2 separate regions of the Homo sapiens genome follow, and region 2 is linked to region 1. Evidence: read pairs that join two places in POLR2A ChIA-PET (ENCODE). Cell type or tissue: MCF 10A. All regions are shown on one strand. Each heading gives the region's core, and the rest is flanking DNA. Links, peaks and the distances in the headings are about the cores only.

The links. ChIA-PET counts read pairs that join two places held together with the same protein. Peaks named below come from ENCODE experiments on the same cell type or tissue, not always from the same donor. Only the 100,000 strongest peaks of a DNase experiment are listed, where the experiment ranks them.
Region 2: POLR2A ChIA-PET joins it to region 1 with 6 read pairs; 2 of 35 experiments call an interaction of 5 or more read pairs at or near these places.

Annotation. Positions count from the first base shown.
Region 1 is chr6:79,771,251-79,786,964 of GRCh38, reverse strand. LOC124901349 (a long non-coding RNA gene) reads right to left here and starts at 9,117. Exons shown (of 2, transcript XR_007059655.1): 1 at 9,016-9,117; 2 at 4,702-8,930. In MCF 10A, for the core only: a CTCF peak has its summit at 8,772 (motif pointing left); a DNase peak (open chromatin) is centred at 8,834.
Region 2 is chr6:79,348,860-79,364,573 of GRCh38, reverse strand. No RefSeq gene overlaps it. Among named protein-coding and RNA genes, the nearest start is that of LCAL1, 43 kb to the right of the region's middle. In MCF 10A, for the core only: no CTCF peak of the experiment used is centred there; no DNase peak of the experiment used is centred there.

The DNA of each region.
Region 1 (15,714 bases), core at 4,479-12,478:
CTTTCACCTGGCATAAACCTCAGTCCTTATAAGACTACCCTAGCTGTATTTCTCCAAAAGACTAACCTAATTTAGAATCACTTCAGTGGTGGACATATGAGTGCACCTTTCCCACAGACTCAACACTGTGCCTTTTAATCTTTGCCAGACTGTTTGCATGTCTTTTATTATTACCAAAGTATTTATTTTTTATTGAATCCCCCATCCTTAGCCTTTGCCCATTTTCCTATGAGGAATTTGTCTTTTTTCTTACAATTATAAAGAATGTTTTATATATTAGAGTTATTGCAAACTCCCATTCCACCTCACTACATACACATACATGAGTTTTCTATATTTCTACTTTTATTTGATATTTTTGTTGCAATCTTTTCCAATCTGATTGGTACAAATAATAGCTCATATTGTTTTCATTCGCATATCTTTATTCCACATATGAATGTGGTCAAACTTTTACACAGTAGATTTTGTTCTTCCTGTCTTCAATATTATACTTTTAATCCTTCCTTGCTTCTTAAAACACATTTGTATTCTGTTATATTTTCTTCCAGTACTTTTATAATTTATACATTAAAAATCTTAAATATTTCAAGAATATAATTTGGCATAAAGTGTAATGTTCTATTTTAGCTTTTTCTCATGATAATTAACCAGTTGACCTAATACCATTTATTTAATAATTCTCTTTCCAATCATTTTAAGTACTGAGGAATTATAATCTTTTATACTTCACAGAGCAAATTTGCTATTACTCTTTTCTGTGAAACTTTTCTTAGATATTTTCATATATTTATTCTTATAGATCATTTTTAAATTATTTTATAATGGCTCCGATATAGAATTAACATCTTATAAGAGTAACTATTCCTTTCCAGGAGTATAGAATTATCTCCATTTATGCAGTCTGTTCTTTATGTACTACAGCTGAATGTTAGGATTTGCTTTATAAAGATCTTGCACATTTCATTTTTATTTCTTTCTCATGATTTTCTGTTGTTTAAGTTATTATTATTGTGGTGGTGGTGGTTGCTCTGTGGATGGATTTTAAGCTCCACAAGGTGAGGATATAGTCGGTTTTGCTCATCATTATATTCCCAGTATCTCATATTTTCCTTGACTCGCAGAAAGCTTGCCATCTACTTCTGGAATGAATATATGAACAAATAAGGGAGAAAGTAGCCAATATTCCATTATGCTTTCTAACAGGTTATTGATAACATATAGGAAAGCAAAAGGAATAGGAACAAGTGCATATATAATACAACTTTGTTGCACATCTAAAGTATCATTAATAAGTCTATGGCTTGAGGAAAAAATAATTAAAGCTTACATAAAAGGAGAAATCAATACAATCCCTATGAGATGAAGAGTACTTTCAAATCAGAGAAGATAACACAGGAAAAAGTGGACAAAGGACATTAAAAGGTAATTCATAAAAGAAGAAATGCGTATGGGCAATAGTTATATCAGAAGAAAATAAAGATATGCAAACAGCAACAATATGAGCTAGTATTAAATTGGCACAAAAGTAATTGTGGTTTTCCCCATTAAAAGTAATGGCAAAAACTGCAGTTACTTTTGCACCAACCTAATATTTATACCAATCAGTACAAAGATTTTAAAGTTGGATAAAAACTGTTATTGTCATAGATAGAGAAACAGGTAGTTTCCTGTGTTCTCAGCAGATAGGGTTTTAAACTGGGACACCACATACGGAGGGCAATCTAAAAATATATATCAAAATTCAAACTGAGCTAATTAGTTGATGCAGCCATTCCTCTTCCAGTAATTTAATCTTAATTTCATATTCATCTTAATTTAAATCTTTAATCTTAAAATAATTACATAGGAATGTACATCTCAAAGAAATTAAAAAAACTAGCCATTAGGGAAACATCTGCTTGGATAAATCATCTTGTATTGTTTTCATGTGAATCTGTGTCATCATGAAGTTTTCCCTCCTTTCTCTTCTATGCCTTTCTCTTCTTCTCTTCACCTATTTCCCCCCCTTCCTTTGGACACAAATAAAATGAATGTTAATTGCAAACACCAGTAAATAGTAGTTGAGAATGATGAAGAGTTAGTTACTATTTGTATGCCCAGAAATGTAAATTCCTTTAATCATGATACTACTGTTAATAATTCATGTTTATGTTTCTTCTTTTTGTAGGAAAAGTGAATTTACTGTACTGCTTATTATTGTAATTTGTGCACATATGAGATCTCTTCATTCAGAACTTAAGCTAGAACCCAAGCCATGGATTGCCTTGGTGGCAGTGTCCGGACTTATACAGAGCAGGCAGGAAGAAACAAACATCCCTGAATCCAAAACAAGCGTGAAAGCTGTACACATCTCGTGACCTTTTCTGACTTTGAAATTGCAACAGCTGATTTTCTAATGTTTTCCTTTAGCTGTGGCAAGATACCCTGGGAGCTTCAGGAACAGGAGCACTCCCTATTCTATGTGGAATGAGGGATGCTCAAAGGATGAGCCTTACCTTGCCCTGCCTAGAAGAATGATCCTTATCTTGGCTTCCCTAGAGAAGATGCCAACTTAAAAAGTGACTTGATTTGAAATGAATTCAACTCATTTATTCAAGGTAAATAATTAACCAGTCCTACAGAAAGGAACAAACAGCATTGTACCATCCAGTCACTCCTCCCTCACCTCATGCAATGAGTGGCCCTCGGCTGTGGCTCTGCTGCCATCTCTGATACTGTCGGCAACAGTCCCTTTGCAGAGGATCATTTCTAATTTGGCCCTTCTAATTTGAACCATGTCCCAAAACAGAAAATGGACAGATGCTGGGGATTATTTTTAACTAGTCTGTTTTTAATCAGGGATATGGAATCTTGATCGTTGATTTCATGTTGTTTTTCTCCTCTTCCTCTGCAGCAGTGTTTCTCAACCTCAGCACTATTGACATTTGTGGCCATACAGTTTTTTGTTATGGAGGGCTATGGTGAACACTGTAAGATGTTTAGCAGCATACTTGGTCTCTACCCTCTAGATGATATTAGCATTTTCTTTTCCCCAACTGTGACAACCAAAAATAAGTCCAGACATTGCGAAGTGTCCCCTGGAGGCAAAAGCATCTCTAGCTAAAACTATGGCTCCATGCCCAAAATGACTTACTGAATACATTTACATGCATAGCATATGCTAGGCATTTGTAGGAAGGAAGGATGGGTGTATGGAAAGAAGGAAGGAAAGGAGGAAGGGAAGAGAGAAAGAGAGAGGGGGTGGGATGTAGGGAGGGAGAAAGAGAGAGAGAGAGAAAGAGAGAGAGAGAGAAAGAGAGAGAGAGAGAGAGCCCCAGTGCAATATCTCAAGGCACCCGCATTTCAAACAAGATACTACACAGACAAAAATACAGCAAAACTTACTATTATGGAATTGCCTTTCACATTCAAAAGAAAATAAAGGTCAACTTTCCACTCCTCTTTATCCAAAAGAAAGTTAACTTTTAAATTAATATCTTCCACATGAGCCCTAGTTGAGACACTGACATCACTTCTAGATTCTATCAAACTTGCACACTGGTTTAAAAATGCAGAACCAGAAGTCAAGGGGACGAGGTGTCCAATTCTGGTAATGTCACTAATGCAACGATTTAAAAAAAACCATGTCAACATTTTGAACTTCTGTGTTCTCTAAAAGATCATGTATCTCCCAGGACTCCTGCTTATGGAAGCATTTTCAAATGTATCAGGTCCTATCCAAATGGTAAGGAAGATATAACTGTCTATCCTGTGTGTACACCTCAGATTATCTTCTCAAGGGAATGATGCTTTCATTTACTTCTTTTTGTCTTTCTATTAGCTTAGAACATATATTTAGAAGGATTTCATTTTATTTGAGATCATAGAGGGAAGGAAGCCACTTTTTCAAGTGGTCATAAGAGCCACAACAGAAGGCCTCTGAGTCAGAGTGGGATGACACAGTAGGCTGTGAAGCTAGTGCACGACAGAATTGTGCCACTGACTCCACTCTGGTCTAGAACTGGTGGTCATAGGCCCCTAGAGGCCCCTAGTGGAGACCTACTTAGAGGAAGATAGAGTTGAAGCACTCTCTGATGAACAGGGCGTTGGCATTGAATGGTCCTGTGCTTGGTGTAACGCTCTGTGGGTGTTACTTTGAAAGATTTTTTTAGCAGGAGGCTCTCTGCATTTTTTTTTTTTTTTGCAGTGGGCCCCACAACTTATGTAGCCAGTCCTGCCAAAGAAGAATGTTTTCTTAGGGGTACTTGAAAACCAAAATGAGCTCATTCACTTCACTTGAAATTGTCCCTCCATCTGTCCCTTGACAATAACCATTCCTATCTCTGAGGCTCCTTGAACACCAATCGTAATAAGTACAGGTACATCTACTGGGTACTTAGCATGTGCCAGGCACTGTACTAAGCACTTTATACATTCATTACAAATTTGTTCACCTTCATATCTCCACAAATTACTGCTCCTCCATTTTACAGATATAGGAAGTCAAGGAAGGTGCCCAAGGTCACACAGCTATGAAGTGGAGGAGCCAGCCTCCAACTCCCACACCTGCTCCACAGTCTGTGCATTTGTTCACATGATTCTGCCTCCACAGACACCTCCCTGGAGGTCTAAATGTATAAAATCCATACTTCTGGCACTATATTACCTATCTGTGTTAGGCCATTCTTGTACTGATCTAAAGAAATACCTGAGACTGGGTAATTTCTAGGAGTTTTAATTGGCTCGCAGTTCTACAGGCTGTACAGGAGGCATGATGCTGTCATCTGCTTCTGGGAAGGCCTCAGGAAGCTTACAATCATGGTGGGAGGTGAAAGGGAAGAAGGTGTCTCACATGGCAGCGGCAGGAGCAAGACAGGGAGCACGTGGAAAGAGGTGCCACATACTTGTAAACCACCAGATCTCCTATGAACTCAGAGTGGGAGTTCACTTACCACCAAGGGGATGGCCCAAGCCATTCATGAGGGATCCTCCCCCATGATCCAAGCACTTCCCACCGGGCCCTATCACCAACACTGGGGATTACAATTCAATATTAGATTTGGGTGGGGACAAATAGCCACCACATTATATCATGATCACTTAAATGTAGCCAGTAAAGGCCTCGTGGGCCAAACATCCTGGTTATCCTTGCCTCCTTCACCCTTCTTCTCCCACCTCACATTCAATTCCTCACATATTCTGTGAGCTCTATTCCTGAAAAGCTTTCAGAGTTTGACTCCTCATCACCTTCGCCACTTTCCACTCTGTCCATGCCACCACTGTTCCTTCCATGGGTAACATCTGTTCTTGTGGCATTCTGGAGCACCTTTAAAACCAAAGTGTAATCTGTCTCTCCTCTTTCCAACAGTGCCCCGATCACTCAAAATGGAGGCCTTATTGTATGCAGCTGCATGGCCCTACAGAACATAGCCTCATCCCCACCACAGTCTACCTGGCTTACTCCACTCTTATCTCATTGGCCTTGTAGTGGCTCCTCAGAACAAAACAAAAGCACCAGAAACTTTTTTCTCCCAGGTATCATGCAGGGCATTCAATCTCTTTCTTCATGCATGTCTCTGCTCAGATGTCCTCTTACAACGAAGGCCTTTTCAGACAATGCATCAAAAGCAGAGCCCCTCTCCTGCCCTACTTTGCCTTCCTACCCTGCTCCCTCTCCTTAGCACCTAGGTTATGTTCATGAACCAAAGACTGATTCTGTGTATTGAACCCTACCTTGTTTATTTCCTCACTGCAGGTTAAATTGTCAGCTCAAAAGCCTGCTGATGCCAAATGCAAATTTTTACACATCCAGTTATTTAAAAAATAGCACAAACAAGCAGATTTTTAGCCATCTGGAGCCTGCCTACTTTACGTACCCTATGAGGCCTCACCCAACAGCTGTTGCTCATTGATCAGATGGGGCCTTGTACTTATAAGGCCCTGAACACTGTGGCCCTTCTGAGCTCTCTGACCCAGACTCTCTGCTGTACTGCTGAGTGACATCACTTAGATCCTCTAAGCCCCCTTTCTAATCCCCCTCTCTCTTGATTTTCTGTTTGCTCTTCTCCCCTTCTAAACAGTGGCCCCCTTGCCCTAAACCTCTGGATGGTCTCACTAGGAGAGACATCCTCTTTCATGCAACCCCATCCAAGAGCCATTCAGTAAAGCATGTTGTATGTTACTGCCCCCTGTGCTCACATCTTTTTCCTTGATCATCTCCCAGATCCCTCCAACTCAACTCCTACAACAAAGCACCCTTATGTATTTTCTGTCTTTCCTCAAGGTCGGTCTCAAATAGCAGGAATTTTGTTTTGTTCACTGATGCATCTCCAATCCCCGGAACATGACTCCATGTTGCTAGTAGACACCTGATATATACATATGTAATAGGTATCAAATATATATATGTATATTTGTTGTAGTAGGAAATGAGTGAATGAATCATCACTGCATCACTGTTCTTCATTTCTCTTTCACTCATCCCATTCTTTTACACTTCATCATTACCTTCGAATAATCTGTTCTCTTCCACAAGACAGCAAACATTATATAGCCAGCATTATAGTGGAGAAAGATACGGGAACGTACAGTAAGGAAGTAAAGAAGCCACTCCCAGATAAGGGAAGCTAGACTAAAGTCTCACTACATACAGCTGTTGGGTTGAGATTTTCATCCTCCATCTTGCCACTCCCAACAACACTTCTTTCAAATCAAGAGTTGATAGAAGAGAAATGGAGGCTACTGCCTCACAAACCATGTTGTTCAAATTCTGCTACACCTCTTTGGGCTTCGATCTCAACACCGCCATGCTGCCTCTCACCAAGATTTAAAGAAATACAGACAGGCTTCACCATCTTAGAGGAGAACCAAATCACCCACCTCTTATAAGAGATATCAGTGTGCTGGCAGAGAATGTAAGGTTCCTATCATGTGTGGGTACAATTTTGTTTGCCCTGTAATATTTGCTAGCAGGCGTTCATGCATCCCTAAGTGCTTGAGGAAGAATGCTGAATTCTACTGGGCATTTGTTGGTAATGCAGGAGAGAAATTGCAGCTTAGCCCTTTCCTATATTACTCAATAGGAGCTGAACCCCCATGCAGAAGAGCACAGTTGTGGCTATGGTTGACTGGGGTATGCACCATGCATTAGCCCACTTCCCATTTTCAATCACTTGCTCGCAAGGCCACACTCTTGCCTTTATCATCATTTTGAACTATGCCACCAATGACATCTTAAATTCTACCAGAGACACCCAATGTTTATACACAGCATCCCCCACTCTCACAACTCCTACTCAGCCTCCTTTCTTCCTTGTCAGGACCTCCCAGTTCTGTCTGCCCTCCTGGACCACAGAATCACTCCCTTGAACCACAATTATCAGCACTTTCTTCACTTTCTTCCCTGGTTACCCCTCTGCCACACCCATGCTTCCACAGCCTCACCCAAACCACCTCATGCTTTATCTATTTTTGCTGCAGCATCCCATATACTCTGGGAGCAACATGGATATGCCAGCCACACTCCTGCTACATAGCCTTTATGCTGGCTGTTCTCTCCACCAGATTGCTTGTCCTCCGTAGCAACGTGGCCAGCTTCCTTCAAGTCTTTGAGGTCAATGAGAGCTTCCCTGAACACCTTATTTAAATTCTAAGTCACAAGTCCCTCACAACTTCTGATATCCCCTATCCTGATGTGTCTATTTCCACACAGCATATCACCCTCCAGCATTTCATTTTGCTTACTAATTAATCTTGCGTCCTCCCAATCTTCAGTCCTCCTCTCCTTCTAGTATTTAGGAAATACTGGAATATTTCCCAAAGGCAAGGAGTTTTTTCTATTTTGTTCACTGATGTATTCTCACCTCTTGAAACAATGTCAGCACACAGCAGATGTTCAATAAATATCTCTCAAATACATAAATGAGTGAACGATTGGTTTCCAACAACACATAGGCCCTCGTACAAGGCTCAGCCACCTGGCCTCTCCTTCTGCAGTTCTCTTTACCACCACACATGGGCTTTGCCCTTCATATTCTCCTTCTCATTTTCACATATGACATTTGTATCTATCTCATAATGAAAATAGGGAGGAAAACTGGCCGCAGGCCTGCTAAGTTCCCTTCCCTCGAAAAGCATTTTTATTTCTACCCACTTTTGCTCTGCCTTTTCTCCCTTTGCTCTGCCTCAGCAATAGAGGTATCGGGCCTTCCTTTCAAAGTCTGGCCCTTCCATCTGTGCTTCTGGTCATCTACCCTCCTATTTTTTTTAGAAGGGAGGGTGCTAGGTCCATTTTCTGGTAAACTAGTGGGGTTCGCCCCCTGAAGGAAGCACCATGCCTTCTGTGCGAAAAAATAGAGGATTTTCCACACTCTGGGGTTAGAGGGAAAAGCCCTAGAGAGGCAGGAGTTAGAGCTAAGGCGGCCAGAGTACGTGCAGCCCAGCGAGGGCCCCTTTGGACCCAGCCGTGGAGATTCTGAAAGTGTGCTGGGGAGGGTGCGAAGGTTGGAAGGTTCGGGTCGCTGAGTACCTGGAGCTCAGGCCTAGGAAGAGAGGGCACTGTCAGGACAGGGCAGAAAGCTCTGAAAGGAGTAAGCCACGGCGGGACTCCAGAAGAGGCAGGACGGCAGAACTCCAAACATCTTCTCTTCCTATGGCGCCAGCAGCTCTAGAGCAGGGGTCCAGGTGGAGCCCCGCCCCCGGCAACCTCACAGGAGTGTGCTCTTCCTACCTAGCCCCACCGGCCCCGACTTTCCACGGTCGGGAAGGCCAGCGGCCGCCAAAGACTTAGTGCCACCTTGTGGCCACAACAGCAACTGCAGCCGCGGAGCCCGGCGTGGGCGGCTCCCTGTCCCTCCTCCGCGCATGCTCAGGATCCGGTAACCCTGGGTTTGGGAAACCCCCGGGTGCTCAGTTTGATCGCAAAGAGGTAGAGAATGGAAGGGGAGAACCTGGGAAGGGATAAAGACATTATTGTAATAACGAAATGGAGACTCCGGCTATTCTGAATATTAAAAGAGATGTGCTATTTTATACCTGGCATCCTAGTGAAAAATGAAATCTCTCTTGGGTTTTTTGTTTCTCGTTTCTACCAGTTCCTTCCATCTCCCCCACCATGAACGTCAGCCAGTTCCCTTTCTAAGAAAAAGAAAAAAGAAAAAAATGTTACTGAAACTGCTACCCCTTGAGATCAGTCTTGTTTCCTTTTTCCTCTTTTTAAAAATTATGGTAAAATACCCGTAACAGAGAATTCACCATTTTAATGATTTTTAACAGTGTAAAGTTCAGTGGCGTTAAGTACATTTACATTTTTGTGCAACCATCGCCACTGTCCGTCTCCAGAACTTTTTTGTCTTCCCAAACTGCAATCCTGAACCCATGAAACACTAACTCCCCATTCCCTCCTGCCCTCAACCTCTTGCAACCACCGGGCCACTTACTGCCTCTCTGGCGAGTTCACTACCCATCAACCACAGCTTTGCTGAGAAGCCAGGATAGGGAAACATGTTCCCCCACTCCAATCTACATTTGTTTCTAAGTGGTGGTAGGCTTTTTAGGTCATCTTTATTTCTTCATGAAACTTCTCTGTGTTTTCTTTCTTTTTTCCAATAAAATTGCTATTTTTATTTTTAAAAACACGGATAACCTTTTGAAGAAAGAGATGGGTAGGTGTTTACTAAGCAGATGTCTGGGTGGGTGGGGAAGGGCATTCCAGGCAAAGGGAGCGGGAAGCACAGAGGGCTGGAGGGGGCATGAGGAGGGTGGCGTCTTGGTGGAGGGCAGCTTGGTCAACATGACTAGAGTTTGGGGATTACAATGAGGAAAGAGGAATCAAGATATCAGGCTGCCTGCAAAGTGGGCAGAAGTAAGATCTGAAAGGCTTTGTTTGCCACGTTAAGTAGTTGGCCTTTTTAGGCAATAGGAGAAAAAGGATTTTAAACAGAGGAGATACTTGAGCAAAGACTGCTTTAGAAATGAGACTCTAGTGTATGGATTGTAGTGAATGGATGGAGAGGGAGAAGGAGATGAGAGTGGATGCAAGTTAGGAGACTGCCACAATGGTCAAGGGGAGGAGTGCTGAGGGCCTGAGATAGGGAGGAGAGGCAGAGAGAGGTAAACAATTAAGAGAGGCATTAAGAAGGGGAACTGAGGGGACCAAGCAACTGCTAATCTATTAGGGAGTGAGAAGGAGAGGTATTTGGCTGGAGTGACTGAATGGATGGTGGTGTCAGGCACTGAGTTAGAGAATGGAAAAGCGAGAAGCAGATTTCGGGGAAAAGTCCATGAGTGCACTTTGGGACATGTTGAGTTCTGGGTTCCTGGGGGTCACCCAAGAGAAGAATCGTTAGGTACAGTGATTATATTTGCAGGTGGAGAGTTCATGAGAGATCTCTAGGCTAAAGATATAAATAAGGAGTCAAGAACATATGGATGGTGGCTGAAGCCATGAGAGTGAATGGGGCTACCAGGAAGAAAGCCCATGTGCACAGAGGAGAGAAGATACCTTAGGGCAAAGCTCTAGGGTATCTATTAAAGGTCTTTAGTTACAAGTAAAAGAAACCAGATGTAGTAACTGTAAGCACTGTATAAAGAATAACTTATTGGAAACCTGCTGCATAGGTCACAGTATAAACAGCTGAATACTCAGGCCGTGAGAGAACAGAGGAAGGGAGCTCCAGGGTCTCTGGGGAGAATTTGTGGCTTGCCATCTAGGCTGCTGCCATCAGCTGACCCACTTACAACTGCTCCCCACCCCCATGTGTCCGCACTCCAGACTTACATTCCTTGGAATGATCATCTGATTTTCCCTGCCTGTGTTAAATTTCCCAGCCTGAAGTGAGGGGATCAGGATCTTGTATCAATTCCCCACCAAAACCCCAGGAATTTTGAGTGAAACCAGGGAAGGCAACTGAGAAACAACATCTAGAGATGGAGAGGACCCAGGAGACAGCAGTAGTCTTGAAGCCTGGGAAGGAGTTTTAAGAAGGGAGGGATATGTTGTATCAGGTGCCACACACGGGGCCACATTTACCAAGATGAAGGGTAAAATAATAAATTAATTTGGCAACTAGGAAAGCATTGATAAGTTTTTCCCTAGCATATCTGGGGAGTACAAGGGATAGCTAATGGCAGTGGGTTGAAGAGTGAATGGAAAGAAAATAAATGGACTGAGTGTTAACCACTTTACCAGGGAGCCTGGTGGTCTCATGGGGGGAGAAAGATGGTAGCTACAAAGGCCTATATAGTAAGGACAAAGATTTGTTAGTGGCAGTGATGTGAACGTATTTCTAGCTTATAGGGAAGGAACCAATTGGAGGAAGATGTGGAAAGTGGAGGAAAACAGTCAAGAGAGGACTCCCGGCTTCAGTGAGGTGCCAGGGAGACACAGATCATAGGTTACTTTAAAGCAGACACATTTTCCTCTAAGATTGGACAGAGAGAGGTGAGGATGAGTACCTATATACAAGTATGTTGTCATCCCATTTTTTTTTTTAAGGTACCTGTCAGTGTGTGCCTGTACACAGAAACCACTGTATCAGAAACATGTCTGTATTTATTGTCACGTGACTAGATATGGTACAGGGCGTTTTAAGGCAGTTCATTTCTGAGCCTGACTCCCTCGGTTTTATTTCTCAAGTCAGACCCATAGTCATCTGCTGGCATTGTACAAGTGGCCAGGTGACAAGTAGTTTAGGGAAAAAATGTTCTATTTTAATGTCTATGTAGAAGCTATGTACTCTTTCATCATGACTGTGTCTCAGAGAAATGTATTCAGGCATTGTGTGACCTGCTAGTAAGATTAACAAAAACGTTAAGGGAAGTATAGCAGTCTAGGGAGTTGGCTATTATTAAGACAATATAGAAAAAATAAATGAAACTTTCAGAATAGACAGTCCAGGGAGTGATCATGGGAAAAGTTTGCCTAAGTAAGGAATGGAAGCTTTTGGGCCAAAGAAGGTCAAGAAAAGTTTAAGGCCAGGTTTTAGGAGATTGTCTAGGGCAGGGTATCATAGATGCCCACAGGGTTCAAGCAGATTCTACAAACGCAGGAGGCAGCTGTGCCTTGTCTTCCACAGCACATTGTGGAGACCACACAGAAAGGACTAGCATCAAATGTTTATGACCCAGAGACAGTATGGGCTTAGTGTGGCCAGAGCTTCCAGGTTTTCAAAAAAGCCAGATATCTGTATTTTATGCAAAAATCTCTTAATTTTTTAACAAATTGTAGGTTCATTTTTAAAAATTATTTTTAAATGCTTTTTAAAAAATCATTCTACAGGCCAAACTAACAACTAGTGTACAGGATTTTTCTCTTGAACCACCCATTTCCAACCTTGATTCTATATAGCTGTTCCTTATATTATAAATAGTGTGCTAGGATCTGAATGTTTGTGTTTCTTCAAAATTCAGATGTTGCAATTCTAACCCCCCAGGAGATGGCATTAGGAAGTGGGGCCTTTGGGAGGTGATTAGGTCATGAGGCCATGGAGCCCTAATGAATGGGGTTGGTCCCCAAATAAAAGAGGCCCAGAGAGCTGCCTTGCCCCTTCCACTGTGTGAGGACACAGGGAGAAGGCACCATCTAGGAATCTGGTAATGGGCCCTAAATCTACCAGCTTCTTGGTCTTGGACTTCCCAGTCTCCAGAACTGTGAGAAATGAATTTTTGTTGTTTATATGCAACCAGCCTATGACATTTTGGAATAGCAGCTCAAATGGACTAAGACATGAGTTTTTGGTTGTTTTTTCATTTGTTTGTTCATTTTTAGAGACAGGGTCCTGCTCTGTCACTCAGGCTGGAGTGCAGTGGCATGATCATAGCTCACTGCAGCCTCCAACTCCTGAACTCAAGTGATCCTCTCACCTCAGTCTCCCAGGTAGCTGGAACTGCAGGCAAGTGCTACCATGCCTGGCTAAGTTTCTTTTATTTTCTCTAGAGATAGGGTCAAGTCATATTGCTTAGGCTGTTCTCTAACTCATGGCCTTAAGCAGTCTTCCCACCTTGGCCTCCCAAAGTGTTGAGATTACAGGTGCAAGCCATCATGCTGAGACCTAGAAGATATTTTTTCCCCGACTTATATCCTGCCCTTGAGAGAAACCTACTGCTTGCTATTGTATTTGCCTCAACCTAGAGTCCTTTCTTTGTTACTGTAAGCCTTGGTTTAAATGGCGTCTTCATGTCTAGTCTTTTTCTTGAGGGTTCCCAAACCCAGCAACCATAACAAAACATGGATTGTTGTTTTTATTGTTGTTTTTTTAAAATAATGTTTATGACTTTTACTGCTAAGCACTTTACATTCACTACAATTTTGACATCTATATCACCCAGCGTTCAACCAGAAATGCACAAATAACAGAGGATAATATATATATAGATAAATATGGATATAGATTTACTACAAGGAATAGGCTTACACAATTAAGGAACTGGATAAGGAAATCCAAAATCCACAGAGCAGGCCATCAGGAACTCTCCTGCACAGGCTGAAGCTGCTGTCCGTAGGTGGATGTTTTCTTTTTCAGGGAAGTCTCAGCCCTGGTTTTAAGGCCTTTCAACTGATTGAATCAGACCCACCCAGACTATTTAGAATGCTCTCCCTTATTTAAAGTCAACTGATTATGGACTCACATTTACAAAACACAATTTCCACAGCACCTAGGTTATCGTTAGGTTGAATAGCTGGAACCATAGCTTAACCAAGTTAACATATCCAAAAAAAAAAAAAAAACCCATCACAAATATATTCTAAATATTTCACATACTCTAAATATTATCCTAACTATTTTAGCCACGACACTCTTTTGAGGTTCTATGATTGTGCCTTTTTCGTAGATGAGGAAATTGAAACTCAGGATGTAGTAGATAACTTCTCTAGTGTTTTGCAGCTGGTAAATGGAGGTGAGGTGTGACCTAGATAATCAGACTCCTGAACCAACCAGCTGAGCCATGTTTGCCCTGCTGCCTCCTTGGAGCAGAATAGGATTAAGTGCCTTAAAAGGTAGAGACCAGCTGTACTCACTTTTGTATTCTTAGCACCTAGCCTGGCATATAATAGGGACCCAATTGTTGAATTAGCTAGTTAATGTATAAGATTTAAAATATTCTATGTTTCCTCAAGGGAAGATCAATGAAATCCATTTAGCAAGTTCTTCAAACTGAAAATACCTAAAAACAATTTTCTTAATTTCTATTTAAGTGTTCTTTGGTTATCTAAAGGAATTAAGCAGTTATTTAGTTCAGAGCTGAAGATATTAAGTAAAATAGCTCAAGGTAGATTTTGTTTCTAAATTATGCCATTTTCCACAATGTGGCTTTATACCTTTATGCAGGATATGAAGCCAAATTTCATATTTAATTAAAATTCAATATCTTTATGAAAATACAGGAACTATTTTCTTTATGAATTCTTTCTTTGCAAACTACATAGAACGTGTTTGAATTTGTTTGGTGGCAAAAGCAAAATTGAGAGTTTTCCATATTTAACTATTTACTGATTATGGTATTAAAAAATATATTTGGTCTTAGTCCCTGGTTCCTAAAACCCTTGGAATCTCCAGAGTGATGAGTGTCTATTGCATGCTAATGAGATCACTGCTGTCTAGAGGCCCTTAGGTAGCTTCAGAATGGGGACTGGTCATCCAAAAGAGCAAACCTTGAAAAGAAGCTTGGAACTTTCAGCCCTACCCTCCAACCACTGGGGAGGGAAGAGGGACTGGAGATTGGGTTAATTACCAGAGGCCTGAGATTCAGTCAATCATGTAATGAAGTCTCCATAAAAACCCCTAAATGACTAGTTCAGAGGTCTTCCAGGTTGGTGAACACACTGAGGTGCTAGGAAGGTGGCACTACCCCCACCCACCCCATATTTTTCCCTATGTACCTCTTCCATTGGGCTATTCCTGAGTTGTATCCTTTATAAGAAATCAGTAATAGTAGGTAAAGCACTTTCTTGAGTTACGTGACTTGCTCTAGCAAGTTATCGAACTTGAAGTCATAGTGTGGGAACCCCCGGTTTATAGCTGGTCTATCAGGAGTATGGGTAGCCCGAGACTTCTATAATTGGCATCTGAAGTTGGGGCAGTCATGCAGGACTGACCCCTTTAACTTGTGGGATCTGACACAAATTCCAGGTAGATAGTGTCGGAATTGAATTGTTAGACACCGATTTGATGTCAGAGTGTTGTGAGTAAAAACAGCTTACTAACATTAAATCTAGACATAATTAAATTTCAAAATAAATTCTATGTAGCTCACAAAACTCCTTTCAATTAAGAAAAATGAAAGTATAATGATTTATAATTCTAGAAAATCCAAGTGGAAAAAGACTTCACAAAGTAAGTGAGAAACAGACTATTTTCTTCATGAGGCTTCTTTTCAAACTCAAGGAGAGCCGATGTTCTATAGGAATCTAAAAGAAATTAGGCAGAGTGGAGAAAAATCTAAAAACTCTAGGATTTTAGAACCGGAAAGAGACCTTCAAAACACTCTAGTTCTTTATAGGACATTTGACAGATGAGACCTAGAGGCCCAAGAGCATAAATTAAGCAGACAGCCTGTCAAAAGGCATCGAGTGAGAGCTACTTAAGAGGTATAAATGCACAGCTTTCAGTCTTGCCCTGTAAGTCTCCCTGCCCGCCTAGGATGGCTCCTAAAAGGAGAAGTTGCTGCAGGCAAGTATCCATAGCTTCTCCCTCATCAACGAGTCATTGCTATGGACTCACTTCCAGTTACTCC
Region 2 (15,714 bases), core at 3,089-11,088, 420 kb after region 1:
CTCAACGAAATAAAAGAGGACACAAACAAATGGAAGAACATTCCATGCTCAGAGATAGGAAGAATCAATATCATGAAAATGGCCATACTGCCCAAGGCAATTTATAGATTCAATGCCACCCTCATCAAGCTACCAGTGACTTTCTTCATAGAATTGGAAAAAACTACTTTAAAGTTCATGTGGAACCAAAAAAGAGCCTGCATTGCCAAGACAATCCTAAGCCAAAAGAACAAAACTGGAGGCATCACGCTACCTGACTTCAAACTATACTACAAGGCCACAGTAACCAAAACAGCATGGTACTGGTACCAGAACAGAGATATACATCAGTGGAACAGAACAGAACCCTCAGAAATAATACCACACATCTACAACCATCTGATCTTTGACAAACCTGACAAAAACAAGAAATGGGGAAAGGAGTCCCTATTTAATAAATGGTGGTGCTGGGAAAACTGGCTAGCCATATGTAGAATGCTGAAACTGGATCCCTTCCTTACACCTTAAACAAAAATTAATTCAAGATGGATTAAAGACTTAAATATTAGACCTAAAACCATAAAAGCCCTAGAAGAAAACCTAGGCAATACCATTCAGGACATAGGCATGGCCAAACACTTCATGTCTAAAACACCAAAAGCAATGGCAACAAAAGCCAAAAATGACAAATGGGATCTAATTAAACTAAAGAGCTTCTGCAGAACAAAAGAAACTACCATCAGAGTAAACAGGCAACCTACAGAATGGGAGAAAATTTTGCAGTCTACTCATCTGACAAAGGGCTCATATCCAGAATCTACAAAGAACTCAAACAAATTTACAAGAAAAAAACAAACAACCCCATCAACAAGTGGGTGAAGGATATGAGCAGACACTTCTCAAAAGAAGAATTTATGCAGCCAACAGACACATGAAAAAATGCTCATCATCACTGGCCATCAGAGAAATGCAAATCACAACCACAATGAGATACCATCTCACACTGGTTAGAATGGCAATCATTAAAAAGTCAAGAAACAACAGGTGCTGGAAAGGATGTGGAGAAATAGGAACACTTTTACAGTGTTGATGGGACTGTAAGCTAGTTCAACCATTGTGGAAGACAGTGTGGCAATTCCTCAAGGATCTAGAACCAGAAATAACATTTGACCCAGCCATCCCATTACCGGCTATATACCCAAAGGATTATAAATCATGTTGATATAAAGACACATGCTCTCCTTGAAGAGGTCCTTCACATCCCTTGTAATTTGGATTCCTAGGTATTTTATTCTCTTTGAAGCAATTGTGAATGGGATTTCACTCATGATTTGGCTCTCTCTCTGTTTTTGGTGTCTAAGAATGCTTGTGATTTTTGCACATTGATTTTGTATCCTGAGACTGCTGAAGTTGCTTATCAGCTTAAGGAGATTTTGGGCTGAGACAATGGGGTTTTCTAGATATACAATCATGTCATCAGCAAACAGGGACAATTTGACTTCCTCTTTTCCTAATTGAATACCCTTTAATTTCTTTCTCCTTCCTGATTGCCCTGGCCAGAACTTCCAACACTATATCAAATAGGAGTGGCGAGAGAGGTCATCCCTGTCTTGTGCCAGTTTTCAAAGGGAATGCTTCCAGTTTTTGCCCATTCAGTATGATATTGGCTGTGGGTTTGTCATAAATAGCTCTTATTATTTTGAGATATGTCCCATCAATACCATATTTATTGAGAGTTTTTAGCATGAAGGGCTGTTGAATTTTGTCAAAGGCCTTTTCTGGAACTATTGAGATAATCATGTGGTTTTTGTCTTTGGTTCTGTTTGTATGCTAGATTACGTTTATTGATTTGTGTATGTTGAACCAGCCTTGCATCCCAGAGATGAAGCTGACTTGATCATGGTGGATAAGCTTTTTGTTGGCTGCTGGATTCAATTTGCCAAGGACCTCTTCAAGGAGAGCTACAAACTACTGCTCAATGAAATAAAAGAGAGTACAAACAAATGGAAGAACATTCCATGCTCAGAGATAGGAAGAATCAATATGTTGAAAATGGCCATAGTGCCCAAGGTAATTCATAGATTCAATGCCATTCCCATCAAGCTACCAATGACTTTCTTCACAGAATTGGAAAAAACTACTTTAAAGTTCATATGGAACCAAAAAAGAGCCCACATTGCCAAGTCAATCTTAAGCCAAAAGAACAAAGCTGGAGGCATCACGCTACCTGACTTCAAACTATACTACAAAGATACAGTAACCAAAAGAGCATGGTACTGGTACCAAAACAGAGATATAGACCAATGGTACAGAACAGAGCCCTCAGAAATAATACCACACATCTACAACCATCTGATCTTTGACAAACCTGACAAAAACAAGAAATGGGGAAAGGATTCCCTATTTAACAAATGGTGCTGGGAAAACTGGCTAGCCATATGTGGTAAGCTGAAACTGGATCCCTTCCTTACACCTTGTACAAAAATTAATTCAAGATGGATTAAAGACTTAAATGTTAGACCTAAAACCATAAAAACCCTAGAAGAAAACCTAGGCAGTGCCATTCAGGACATAGGCATGGGCAAGAACTTCATGTTTAAAACACCAAAAGCAATGGCAACAAAAGCCAAAATTGACAAATGGGATCTAATTAAATGAAAGAGCTTCTGCACAGTGAAAGAAACTACCATCAGAGTGAACAGGCAACCTACAAAATGGGAGAAAATTTTGCAGTCTACTCATCTGACAAAGGGCTCATATCCAGAATCTACAAAGAACTCAAACAAATTTACAAGAAAAAAACAAACAACCCCATCTACAAGGGGGTGAAGGATACGAACAGACACTTCTCAAAAGAAGACATTTATGCAGCCAACAGACACATGAAAAAATGCTCATCATCACTGGCCATCAGAGAAATGCAAATCAAAACCACAATGAGATACCATCTCACACCAGTTAGAATGGCGATCATTAAAAAGTCAGGAAACAACAGGTGCTGGAGAGGATGTGGAGAAATAGGGACACTTTTACACTGTTGGTGGGACTGTAAACTAGTTCAACCATTGTGGAAGACAGTGTGGCGATTCCTCAGGGATCTAGAACTAGAAATACCATTTGACCCAGCCATCCCATTACTGGGTATACACCCAAAGGATTATAAGTCATGCTGCTATAAAGACACATGCACATGTATGTTTATTGCAGCACTATTCACAATAGTAAAGACTAGGAACCAACCCAAGTGTCCATCAGTGATAGAGTAGATTAAGTAAATGTGGCACATATACACCATGGAATACTATGCAGCCATAAAAAAGGTTGAGTTCATGTCCTTTGTAGGGACATGGATGAAGCTGGGAACCATCATTCTCAGCAAACTATCACAAGGAGAAAAAACCAAACACCGCATGTTCTCACTCATAGGTGGGAATTGAACAGTGAGAACACTTGGACACAGGAAAGGGAACATCACACACAGGGGCCTGTTGTGGGTTGGGAGGAGCGGGGAGGGATAGCATTAGGAAATATACCTAATGTAAATGACGAATTAATGGGGGCAGCACAACAACCTGGCACATGTATACATATGTAACAAACCTGCACATTGTGCACATGTACCCTAGAACTTAAAGTATAATAAAAAAAAGAAAAAGAGAAAGTTGAATTGCTTGATATAGATACCATAGATTAAGGTCTGCCTTTGTGGTTGCCAGTCAATTCATGATAAATCTAGCAGAAGAACCACTGTAAGAAAAAAAAGAAGAAAAAAAACTTGTGAAACTGTCACTGCAGCTATGCCAACAGGATAAAAACTTTGCACTTTTTGTGAAGCATTTTTTATCTCATATTGAAAATGCAGCTTTTATGTGGGTGCAGCATTGTTATAAGAAAGGCATACCTATTGGCTCAAATATGATTCAAGACAAAATGAGGTCATTATATGAGAAAAAGGGAAAATAAAGTGAAGGATCTAAATCTAGAGACTTTAATGTCAGCAAGGGATGGTTTGATAATTTAAAAAAGAGGTTTGGCTTTAAAAATGTGAAGATAACAGGAGAAGCAACTTCTGCTGAACAAGAGGCTGCAAATGAGTCCCCAGACACCATTAAGAAAATCATTAAAGAGAAAAGGTATTTGCTTGAACCCATTTTTAATGCAGACCAAAGTGCCCTATTTTGAAAAAATGCCATGAATGACATTAATTAGTAAGGAAGAGAAGTGAGTGCCAGGATTGAAGGCAGGAATTGATAGGCTAACTCTACTGTTTTATACAAATGCAGTCAGGTTTATGATAAGGACTGCCTTTACCTATAAAGCTGCTAACCCCCAAGATTTGAAGGGAAAAGATAAACATCAGCTGCTAGTCTTTTGTTTGTACAACAATAAAGCCTGCACACTGAGAATCTTTTTCTGGACTGGTTCCACTGGTGTTTTTTCCTGAAGTAAAGAAGCACCTTGCCAGTAGGAGACAGCCTTTTAACGTTCTTTTGATAGTGGACAAATTGAACAATGCCCCTGGTAACCCAGAACCCCATGAGTTCAAGGCCAAAGGCATCAAAGGGGTCTACTCACCCCCCAAACACAACATCTCTAAATCCAGGGGGTCATAAGGACCTTTAAGGCTCATTACACACAGTACTCTATGGGGAAAGGATTATCAACACTGTGGAAGAGAACCCTGACATGGAGAACATCATGAAAGTTTGGAAAGATTACACCATTGAGGATGCCATTGTTATTATAGAAAAAAACATGAAAACCATCAAGCCTGAAACAATAAATTCCTGGTGAAGAAAACTGCGTCCAGATGTTGTACATGACTTCACAGGATTTATCACAGAGCCAATCAAGGAAATCATGAAAGTGATTGTGGATATGACAAAAAAAGATTGGGGGAAAGGGTTTCTAGATACAGATCTTGGAGAAAATCGAAAGCTAATAGATATCAGACTAGAATTAAAAGATGATTTGATGGAGATGAGTGTTTCCAAACCTGTGACAGATTATGAGGAAGAAGATATAGAAGGAGCAATGCCAGGAAATAAATTGACATTAGACAATCTGGCAGAACTGTTCTGATTATTCAAGACTGCTTTTGACTTCCTTTACAGCCTAGACCCTTCTATGATAGAGGCACTGAGACTGAAATAAATGGTTGAAGAAGGATTGGTACCAGATAGAGACATTTTTAGAGAAATTAGAAAACAAAAAATTTAGACAGAAATTACAAAGGATTTCTGTAGTTACACTGAGTGTGACCTGCTTCTCCTGCCTCCTCTTTCACCTCCTTCATGTCTTCCACCTCTACCACTACTGAGACAGTGCGATCAACCTCTCCTTCTCTTCCTCCTTTTCAGCCTAGTCAACATGATGACAAGGATGAAGGCCTTTATGATGATCCATATCCACTAAATAAATGTAAACATATTTTTGTTTTCCTTTTGATTCTCTTAATAACATTCTCTTTTCTCTAGCTTATTTTATTGTAAGAATATAGTATATAATACATATAGCACAAAAATATGTCTCAATCAACTATTTATGTTAATGGTAAGGCTTGTAGTCAACAGTAGGCTATTAGAAGTTTTTGGGAATTCAAAAGTTGTACGTGAATTTTTGACTGCACAGGGGGCTGGCACTCGTAACCCTGCGTTGTTCCAGGTTCGACGGTAATCTATACACTCTCTCATCTAAGAAGACCTTCCAGATTTTTCCAAATAGAATTAACTTTGTTCTCGTTTCTGATTCTCATAAAATTTGGTGTATGCTCATTTCAGCCTTCCCAGTACTAATCACTTGGATATCTATATCCCCCAAAAGATTGTGAGTTCCAGGAGACAGGATGTCTGTTTAATAATAATGATAATAATTATTACAACTGAAATTTAAATATTATATAGTTTACAAACAATGCCTACATACATTTTCTCATTTTTTCTTTTTTCCTCACAAGAGCCTTGTAATAGCTTTGCATTCTTTTCAGCACTGCATATAATACTTTGCATATAGTAGGCTTTCGAAAATATTTTGGGGCTTAATTAAAATTAAAACTGGATTGTGTGGGTTGAATTAAAATGCTGCCAATTCTCTGAATTTTTATGTCCTGTAAAGCAATTAAGAGAGGGAAAGAAGATTTTGAGTAATTTCACTTTTTCATTTGTATACAACCAATATATCCCTAAAACAAAAATTAAGAAAGTATTCATTAGACCATTAAAATTAATTATGACAGCATCTAAACAAGGCAGGTTTAAAATATTTATTTATTTATCTATTAGGTCAGAACATCTCTTCTTTTTCCTGCCCCCTTAGCTTGTTCACTTGAATCTTGGTGAGTATTCTATAAGCTCCACATACAGCATGTACATTGGGGAAATGAAAAGTCACACCAGGCTTCAAGAAAGTGATTCTGTTGGTAACTAGGACCAAGCCAGTTATGCCCATTCAACCCATTTTCTTTTAGAAGACACAGCTTCTTATAGCCCTTTGGGGCCTGCTTAAATTCTGACATTTCTCTATTGGAAAATGAACTGAAGTTTTCAAACTGCATTTCACTACACAGATCACTAGTAACTACAGCTGAATTATAATCCCATATGATAACTATCCCATGAGACAAAAGCTTTCTCACCATTATGCACTCGAAGTAATCGGGTTTCTCTGCCGAGACTCTTCTATTTTCATGAGCAATTTAAAAATCACTTACAACTCAGAAAATAGGTCACCGCTTATTTCATTTTTTAAGATAGTTACAAGCAGTGTCTACCCCATGTCCAAAACCACCTCTTATTTTCATGGGACTCAGATTGCCAATGGCTCTCTGGAACAGAAAGGTCATTCAAAAAGAAATGGAATGAGAGGGTGGCTAATATAAAGAACTAGGCTTTTTTTAAAAATGAAAAACAAAACCTGAGAAGAGCACTTAGAAGCTAAATACTATTAGAATGAGAGGTAAGACTCCTGGAAAAAGAATAAAAACAGAACAGAGCTGAGAACCAGAAAGGAAAGCAATGAATTAAGAAATAATTAATGGTATTTGCATGTAGAGTACATGAAAGAAGAGAAAGAAATAAAATAAATGGTCTTGGAATTCCACCTACAACTCAGACATTTTTCCTGTAGGCATTCAGAATGTATTAAACAAAAGTAAAACTCTGCCAACAATAATGGCTGTGTTTCCATAGTGCTTTGATGGATCAGAGCTTGTTTTAGGGAATAAGGAACCAACGAAGGTTTTTGTGCACTTGGTGACATGGTCTATTTGTGCTTTAGAAGGGCCCCTTCTGGCAGCATTATAGAAAAATTATTGGAAGGGAAAAATCAGAATAAAGAGTTGGAAGATACTGCAATATTCTAGAAATGAGAGAAGAGTCTAGAATCCAAAAGTGACATTGAATTACAAGGAGATAATGAATAGAAAAGACATTAGGAGATAAATTCAATTGAACTCAGTAACTCCTCGGCTAAGGAAAGTAAAAAGGAATAAGGTGAAGCTAGGAAGAGAATTCATTATTTTACAGTGCCTTGGATAGATGGTGGGATGTGTGTTGACTACATTAACCAGAAAATGGAAGAAAAGAGAAGGAGATAATGCCTTGAGAAGATGAGCACACTCGATGGAGCTGACCTGCACTCAGCTGCAAATCACGTCATCCACATGAAGGCAACAGCTGAAATAAAAGGAGTGTCCATAATATATTAGAAAGAGTAACACTTTAAAAAAATTGTGGAAACACATTTATACTAATGACGGATTGCTGTTACAATAATTCAATTGATTTCCATTATTCATTAAGTATATAATTAACTTCAGAGGCATTAAGATATAATGGATAGGTGTGTCCTGCTTTACCAGCTTAGAGCACAGGAAACTTCTAACATTCAGAATGTTATGACTGAGCACCTTCCCATCCTCCTTATGACAAGAATGTCTATTTTCCCTCCTCACTACTGAGTTCTAGGGATCTGTCCTTCTTGCTAAACTTCACTGAGAGAAAAATGAAAGCACCTCATTAATCTACCCGAGGCCCCCTTCTCTGCCACACCGCACTACTCTAGAAAGCATTAACCGTTATGCACCCTGGGCAGGCCTCCACCATGGAGAGAGAAGCCTCTCAGAGGCCTGCCTATCTGAAACGAACTAAGTTGAAGCTTCAGGGCCCCTCAACAGCAAGGGCCCCTTCATGTCCCTGGAATGGGCCCTAGCAACTTTATATTCTGAATTTTGTATTCTTTTATTTTTAAAGAAGGAACCTAATATGTTATAAATTCAGGTCCAACAACACCTGAATTGGCCCTTTCCCACACTCTCACTGCTGCTCTGAGAGCAGCTCCTCCACTCTGCGGAAGGAAGAAGCAGTCTCCTGCCTCTCTGTCCAGTTTATGGTTGTGCCATAAGATGATAGACCTGGGCTTCTCAGGTACAACTCTTCAGTGACAGTGGTGGAGTTTAATCATGGACAAATGCAGGAAGCATGCACAGCCCTCACCTAAGATGCTTAGATTATTGCACATGAGCTGTGGTCTGATGCAGTGTTTCCCACATCACCCCAGGCTCTGGTATGAGTGCCAGGCACCAGTTCCAGCTTTTTCTCTTCCAGAAGGGTTCCCCTAAGTGTCTTCTGTGGTTCTTACTGCCAACAGGTCTTAAACTAGGACACCTCAGCAACCAGACATTGTAGTGACATTGAAACTCAAAGCCTCAGGTTCTCCTTCCCATTTCTCCCCAAAGTCTCCTTGGCCTTTATGCAAATTTGAGCAACTTATTCATCACCAGAAACCTTCAAGAGTAATATTTTTAAGGCAGAAAACCAGGCACCACCTGCCTTCAGAGCTAAAGTTCCATGCCTTATAAGCCTAAGAGGGAAATGATACCTTAACACCTTTCCTTCACAAAAAAATGATCCCCATTTCATTCATATAATTGAAATGAGCCGTTAAATTTTTTTCCAGAACAAAAAAAGGCAGCTTCCATAATATATTTTTCTAGATAGAGGTACATATGTTTTGCAACCTTTAAATAGCCTCATCTCATTCTCTTCATTTTCTCTCTCTCTCCCCGCCCCCACTCTCTCTCACCACACCTTGCACCATTAAAATTCTGCTTCATTGTATTTCCCTCAAAATAAGTACATGGGAATAAAATATTTATTTAGAAATGTACCTGATACAAACTGGGGTTATCCACTACCCAGGGCAAGCCTTTATGGTTCTGGGACTTATAAGATCCCTTTGAACTCCTAAAATATTGCTTGATTTTATCAAATACACAGTGGAAATCTTTAGTTGTGAATATACTGAACATAGCACTTTCAATGCTTCTGTAAACCTAATGGAACCTAAACTGAAAGCTACCACCTTGATTTAAACCTTTGGAAGAATGTGAATAATTAAGGAGGCATATTCAGGATTTAACTTTATTTCAGAAGGATAAATGTCTCACATATTAATTTGTCTTCTAATTCAATTAACTTAAATGATGTAAGAGTTAATGTTTCACTGAAATACGATTTTTTCTACTATTTTGATTTTTCTGGAAAAAAATCAAAATATTACAATATTCTGCTTTTTAGAAAATGAATCCAGCAGCCATTTTATCTTTTATTTTTCTACCTTTAAAAAGCCAAGTTGGAGTTTATTTTATGCATTATTTTTAAAACTTGGGGATAAGTAAACTTTTAAATAAGATATCAAAAAGACAAAAGAACAAAAATCTCTAAGAATGTTTTAAAAATGAGAAGTGAGGGGGAGACTAACTCTACAAACTATTAAAACATGTTGTAACGTTAAATCAGGAGCAGTGTGAAGAGGCGAGAACGACCCCAGGACTGACCAAAGCCCGCGCTGGGCAACTACGTTCTGCCGCCATCACCGCCACCATGCCCAAGAGAAAGGCTGAAGGGGATGCTAAAGGAGATAAAGCCAAGGTAAGGGACGAACCACAGAGAAGATCCACGAGGTTGTCTGCTAAACCTCCTCCTCCAAAGCCAGAGCGCAAGACTAAAAAGGTCCCTGCAAAGAGGGGAGAGAAGGTACCAAAAGGGAAAAAGGGGAAAGCTGATGCTGGCAAGGAGGGGAATAACCCTACAGAAAATGGAGATGCCAACAGACCAGGCACAGAAAGCTGAAGGTGCTGGAGATGCCAGGGGAAGTGTGTGCATTTTTGATAACTGGCTACGTCTGGTGACTGTACAGTTTGAAATACTATTTTCATCAAGTTTTATAAAAATGCAGAATTTTGTTTTTTTTTTAAGCTATGTTGTTAGCACACAGAACACTTCATTGTTGTTTTAGGGGGAAGGGGCATATGTCACTAATAAACTGTCTCCAAAGCTGAATTGATATGGGGAAAACCTTTTTCTTCTAGTTTTGAGAGATTTCCTCTTGGCTACCAGGAGAAGGGATTCCCTGACTTTGACACACATGGCCACCTTGGAACAAAAACCTTGTGGTATGGAAAAACAAATTCTTTTTTACGTCCTCTTCTCCTTTTCCACCTTTCAGCATAGACTTAACTCCCTTAAACCCAGACATCTGTTGAGACCTGACCCCCAGTATTTGGTTACCAGTGTGTCAGGCAATCTGGACTGTCCAGTGATGCCACTGAAATGGCACCCCTCAAAAGATCAGTGGTTCTGTTTCTAGATTGTGGCTCTTCAGATAAATTCTGCCATTTTCATTTCACTTCCTGAAAGTCAGGGTTGGCTTGTGAAAAGTTATTAAACAACATGCTAAATGTGAAATGTCAACCCTCACTCTAAACTTTCCCTGTTCAGAGCATCAGATGAAGGCTTCTTTGGATTTTACGGTGGCTTTCTGATTTTTGGTAGTCCATTGAAGAAGGGAGTTTGAAAGTTGTTGTATACTGTTAGAGATTGCCTACCCATGTTCTGCCTGAAATACCATGATTGTTTATGGAAAGTATCTTTAATAAAGCTGGATACAATTTGGCTTGAAAAAAAAGTTAAATCAGTTTGACAGTAACAAAAGCATATCATTAATTAAATACATATTGCCTATTATTTTCAGTGATAATGTTATTAAAAAGACTTCTTATACTCATCCCCATACCCCAAAGCAGCAGTTAGTCACCTAAGGTATCTGAGTCGCCCTTGTCAGAATTCTCAGTTTACCAGATTGCATGTTTGCTTTTACCCAGGAATAAATGCTTGAGTGGCCGCGTCTGACTCAGCTCTGGTGACGTGTCTACAGGAGGCTCCCTTTCTAGGATCCCCTTGAACTCCTAAAATATTGTTTGATTTTATCAAATACACAGTGGAAATCTCTAGTTGTGAATATATTGAACATAGCCTTTTTGATGCTTCTGTGAACCTAATGGAACCTAAAGTGAAAGCTACCACTTTGATTTAAGCCTCTGTTGTAAAATTCTTTTGCAATTCTCCTGAGGAAATTCACTTTTGGAGGAACTGCTTTTGCTTCTGTATGAGTCCCTCAGTGCTGTTGTCTCATCGGTGATCTGTTTGCCTCTGCTTTCTGTTTTCCAGAAACCCTCGCTGTCCTGGCCTGCAGTTGGGGTCCTCCTAGATTTCCAGAGTTGCTACGTGTTTTATTTTTAAAGTTTATACTGTCATTTCATGGGATCTGGGAAGAAGGAGAGGGCTCTAAAATGTGGATATAGTCCAATTTGTTGAAGAACTCTTTTTTTTTTTAATATACTTTAAGTTCTAGGGTACATGTGCACAACGTGCAGATTTGTTACACAGGTATACATGTGCCATGTTGGTTTGCTGCACCCATCAACTTCTCATTTACATTAGGTATTTCTCCTAATGCTATCCCTCCCCCAGCCCCCCGCACCCTGACAGGCCCCAGTGTGTGACATTCCCTGCCCTATGTTCAAGTGTTCTCAGTGTTCAATTCCCACCTATGAGTGAGAACATGTGATGTTTGGTTTTCTCTCCTTGTGATAGTTTGCTGAGAATGATGGTTCTCAGCTTCATCTGTGTCCCTGCAAATGACATGAACTCATCCTTTTTTATGGCTTCATAGGTTTCCATGGTGTATATGTCCCTCATTTTCTTAATGCAGCCTATCATTAATGGACATTTGGGTTGGTTCCAAGTCTTTGCTATTGTGAATAGTGCCGCAATAAATACACGTGTGCATGTGTCTTTATAGTAGCAGGATTTATAATCCTTTGGATAAATACCCAGTAATGGGATCGCTGGTTCAAATGGTATTTCTAGTTCTAGGTCCTTGAGGAATTGCCACACTGTCTTCCACAATGGTTGAACTAATTTACACTCCCACCAACAGTGTAACAGCATTCCTATTTCTCCACTTCCTCTCTAGCATCTGTCATTTCCTGACTTTTCATTGATCACCATCCTAACTGGCATGAGATGGCATCTCATTGTGGTTTTGATTTGCATTTCTCTGATGAGCAGTGATGAGGAGCATTTTTTCATGTGCCTGTTGGCTGCATAAATGTCTTCTTTCGAGAAGTGTCTGTTCATATCCTTTGCCCACTTTTTGATGGGGTTGTTTTTTTCATGTAAATTTGTTAAAGTTCTTTGTAGATTCTGGATATTAGCCCTTTGTCAGACGAGTAGATTGCAAACATTTTCTCCCATTCTGTAGGTTGCCTGTTCACTCTGATGGTAGTTTCTTTTGCTGTGCAGAAGCTCTTTCGTTTAATTAGATCCCATTTGTCAATTTTGGCTTGTGTTGCCATTGCTTTTGGTGTTTTAGTCATGAAGTCTTTGGCCATGCCTATGTCCTGAATGGTATTGCCTAGTTTTTCTTCTAGAGTGTTTATGGTTTTAGGTCTAACATTTAAGTTTTTAATCCATCTTGAATTAATTTTTGTATAAGGTGTAAGGAAGGTATACAGTTTCAGCTTTCTGCATATGGCTAGCCAGTTTTCCCAGCACCATTTATTAAATAGGGACTCCTTTCCCCATTTCTCGTTTTTGTCAGGTTTGTCAAAAATCAGATGGTTATAGATGTGTGGTGTTATTTCTGAGGCCTCTGTTCTGTTCCATTGGTCTATGTACCTCTTTTGGTACCAGTACCATGCTGTTTTGGTTACTGTAGCCTTGTAGTATAGTTTGAAGTCAGGTAGCGTGATGCCTCCAGCTTTGTTCTTTTTGCTTAGGATTGTCTTGGCTATGAGGGGTATTTTTTGTTAATGGAACTTCATAAAGTTCTATATGAACTCAAAAATTTTTTTCCAATTCTGTGAAGAAAGTCATTGGTAGCTTGATGGGGATGGCATTGAATCTATAAATTACCTTGGCAGTACGGCCATTTTCATGATATTGATTCTTCCTATCCATGAGCATGGAATGTTCTTCCATTTGTTTGTGTCCTTTTTTATTTTGTTGACCAGTGGTTTGTAGTTCTCCTTGAAGAGGTCCTTCACATCCCTTGTAAGTTGGATTCCTAGGTATTTTATTCTCTTTGTAGCAATTGCAAATGGGAGTTCACTCATGATTTGGCTCTCTGTTTGTCTGTTATTGGTGTATAAGAATGCTTGTGATTTTTGCACATTGATTTTGTATCCTGAGACTGCTGAAGTTGCTTATCAGCTTAAGGAGAATTTGGCTGAGATGATGTGGTTTTCTAAATACACAATCATGTCATCTGCAAACAGGGACAATTTGACTTCCTTTTTTCCTAATTGAATACCCTTTATTTCTTTCTCTTGCCCAATTGCCCTGGCCAGAACTTCCAACACTATGTTGAATAGGAGTAGTGAGAGAGGGCATCCCTGTCTTGTGCCAGTTTTCAAAGGGAATGCTTCCAGTTTTTGCCCATTCAGTATGATATTGGCTGCGGGTTTGTCATAAATAGCTCTTATTATTTTGAGATAAGTTCTGTTAATACCTAGTTTACTGAGACTTTTTAACATGAAGCTCTGTTGAATTTTGTCAAAGGCCTTTTCTGCATCGATTGAGATAATCATGTGGTTTTTGTCGTTGGTTCTGTTTATGTAATGGATTATTTTTATTGATTTGTGTATGTTGAACCAGCCTTGCATCCGAGGGATGAAGCTGACTTGATCGTGATGGGTAAGCTTTTTGATGTGTTGCTGGATTCAGTTTGTCAGTATTTTATTGAGGATTTTCACATCAATGTTCATCAGGAATATTGGTCTAAAATTCTCTTTTTTTGTTGTGTCTCTGCCAGGCTTTGGTATCAGGAAGATGCTAGCCTTATAAAATGAGTTAGGGAGGATTCCCTCTTTTTCTATTGATTGGAATATTTCCAGAAGGAATGGTACCAGCTCCTCTTTCTACCTCTGGTAGAATTTGGCTGTGAATCCATCTGGTCCTGGATTTTTTTTGGTTGGTAGGATATTAATTATTGCCTCAATTTCAGAACCTGTTATTGGTCTATTCAGAGATTCAACTTCTTCCTGGTTTAGTCTTGGGAGGGTGTATGTGTTCAGGAATTTATCCATTTCTTCTAGATGTTCTAGTTTATTTGCGTAGAGGTGTTTATAGTATTCTTTCATGGTAGTTTGTATTTTGTGGGATCAGTGGTGATATCCCCTTTATCATTTTTTATTGCGTCTATTTGATTCTTCTCTCTTTTCTTCTTTAGTAGTCTTGCTAGCGGTCTATTAATTTTGTTGATCTTTTCAAAAAACCAGCTCCTGGATTCATTGACTTTTTTGAAGGGTTTTTTGTGTGTCTCTCTCTTTCAGTTCTGCTCTGATCTGTTATTTCTTGCCTTCTGCTAGCTTTTGAATTTGTTTGCTCTTGTTTCTCTAGTTCTTTTAATTGTGATGTTAGGGTGTTGATTTTAGATCTTTCCTGCTTTCCCTTGTGGGCATTTAGTGCTATAAATTTCCCTCTACACACTGCTTTAAATGTGTCCCAGAGATTCTGGTATGTTGTGTCTTTGTTCTCATTGGTTTCAAAGAACATCTTTATTTCTGCCTTCATTTCGTTATGTACCCAGTAGTCATTCAGGAGAAGGTTGTTCAGTTTCCATGTAGTTGAGCAGTTTTGAGTGAGTTTCTTAATCCTGAGTTCTAATTTGATTGTACTGTGGTCTGAGAGACAGTTTTTTGTGATTTCTGTTCTTTTACATTTGCTGAGGAGTGCTTTACTTCCAATTATGTGGTCAATTTTAGAATAAGTGCGCTATGGTGCTGTGAAAAATGTATATTCTGTTGATTTGGGGTGGAAAGTTCTGTAGATGTCTATTAGGTCCACTTGGTGCAGAGCGGAGTTCAAGTCCTGGCTATCCATGTTAACCTTCTGTCTTGTTGATCTGTCTAATATTTACAGTGGGGAATTGAAGTCTCCCATTATTATTGTGTGGGAGTCTAAGTCTTTTTGTAGGTCTCTAAGGACTTGCTTTATGAACCTGGGTGCTCCTGTATTGGGTGCATATATATTTAGGATAGGTAGCTCTTCTTGTTGAATTGATCCCTTTACCATTACATAGTGGCCTTCTTAGTCTCTTTGGATCTTTGTTGGTTTAAAGTCTGTTTTATCAGAGACTAGAGTTGCAACCCCTGCTTTTTTTTTTTGTTTTCTGTTTGCTTGGTATATCTTCCTCCATCCCTTTATCTTGAGCCTATGTGTGTCTCTTCACATGAGATGGGTTTCCTGAATACAGCACACTGATGGGTCTTGACTCTTTATCCAATTTGCCAGTCTATGTCTTTTAATTGGGGTATTTAGCCCATTTACATTTAAGTTAATATTGTTATGTGTGAATTTGATCCTGCCATTATGATTTTAGCTGGTTATTTTG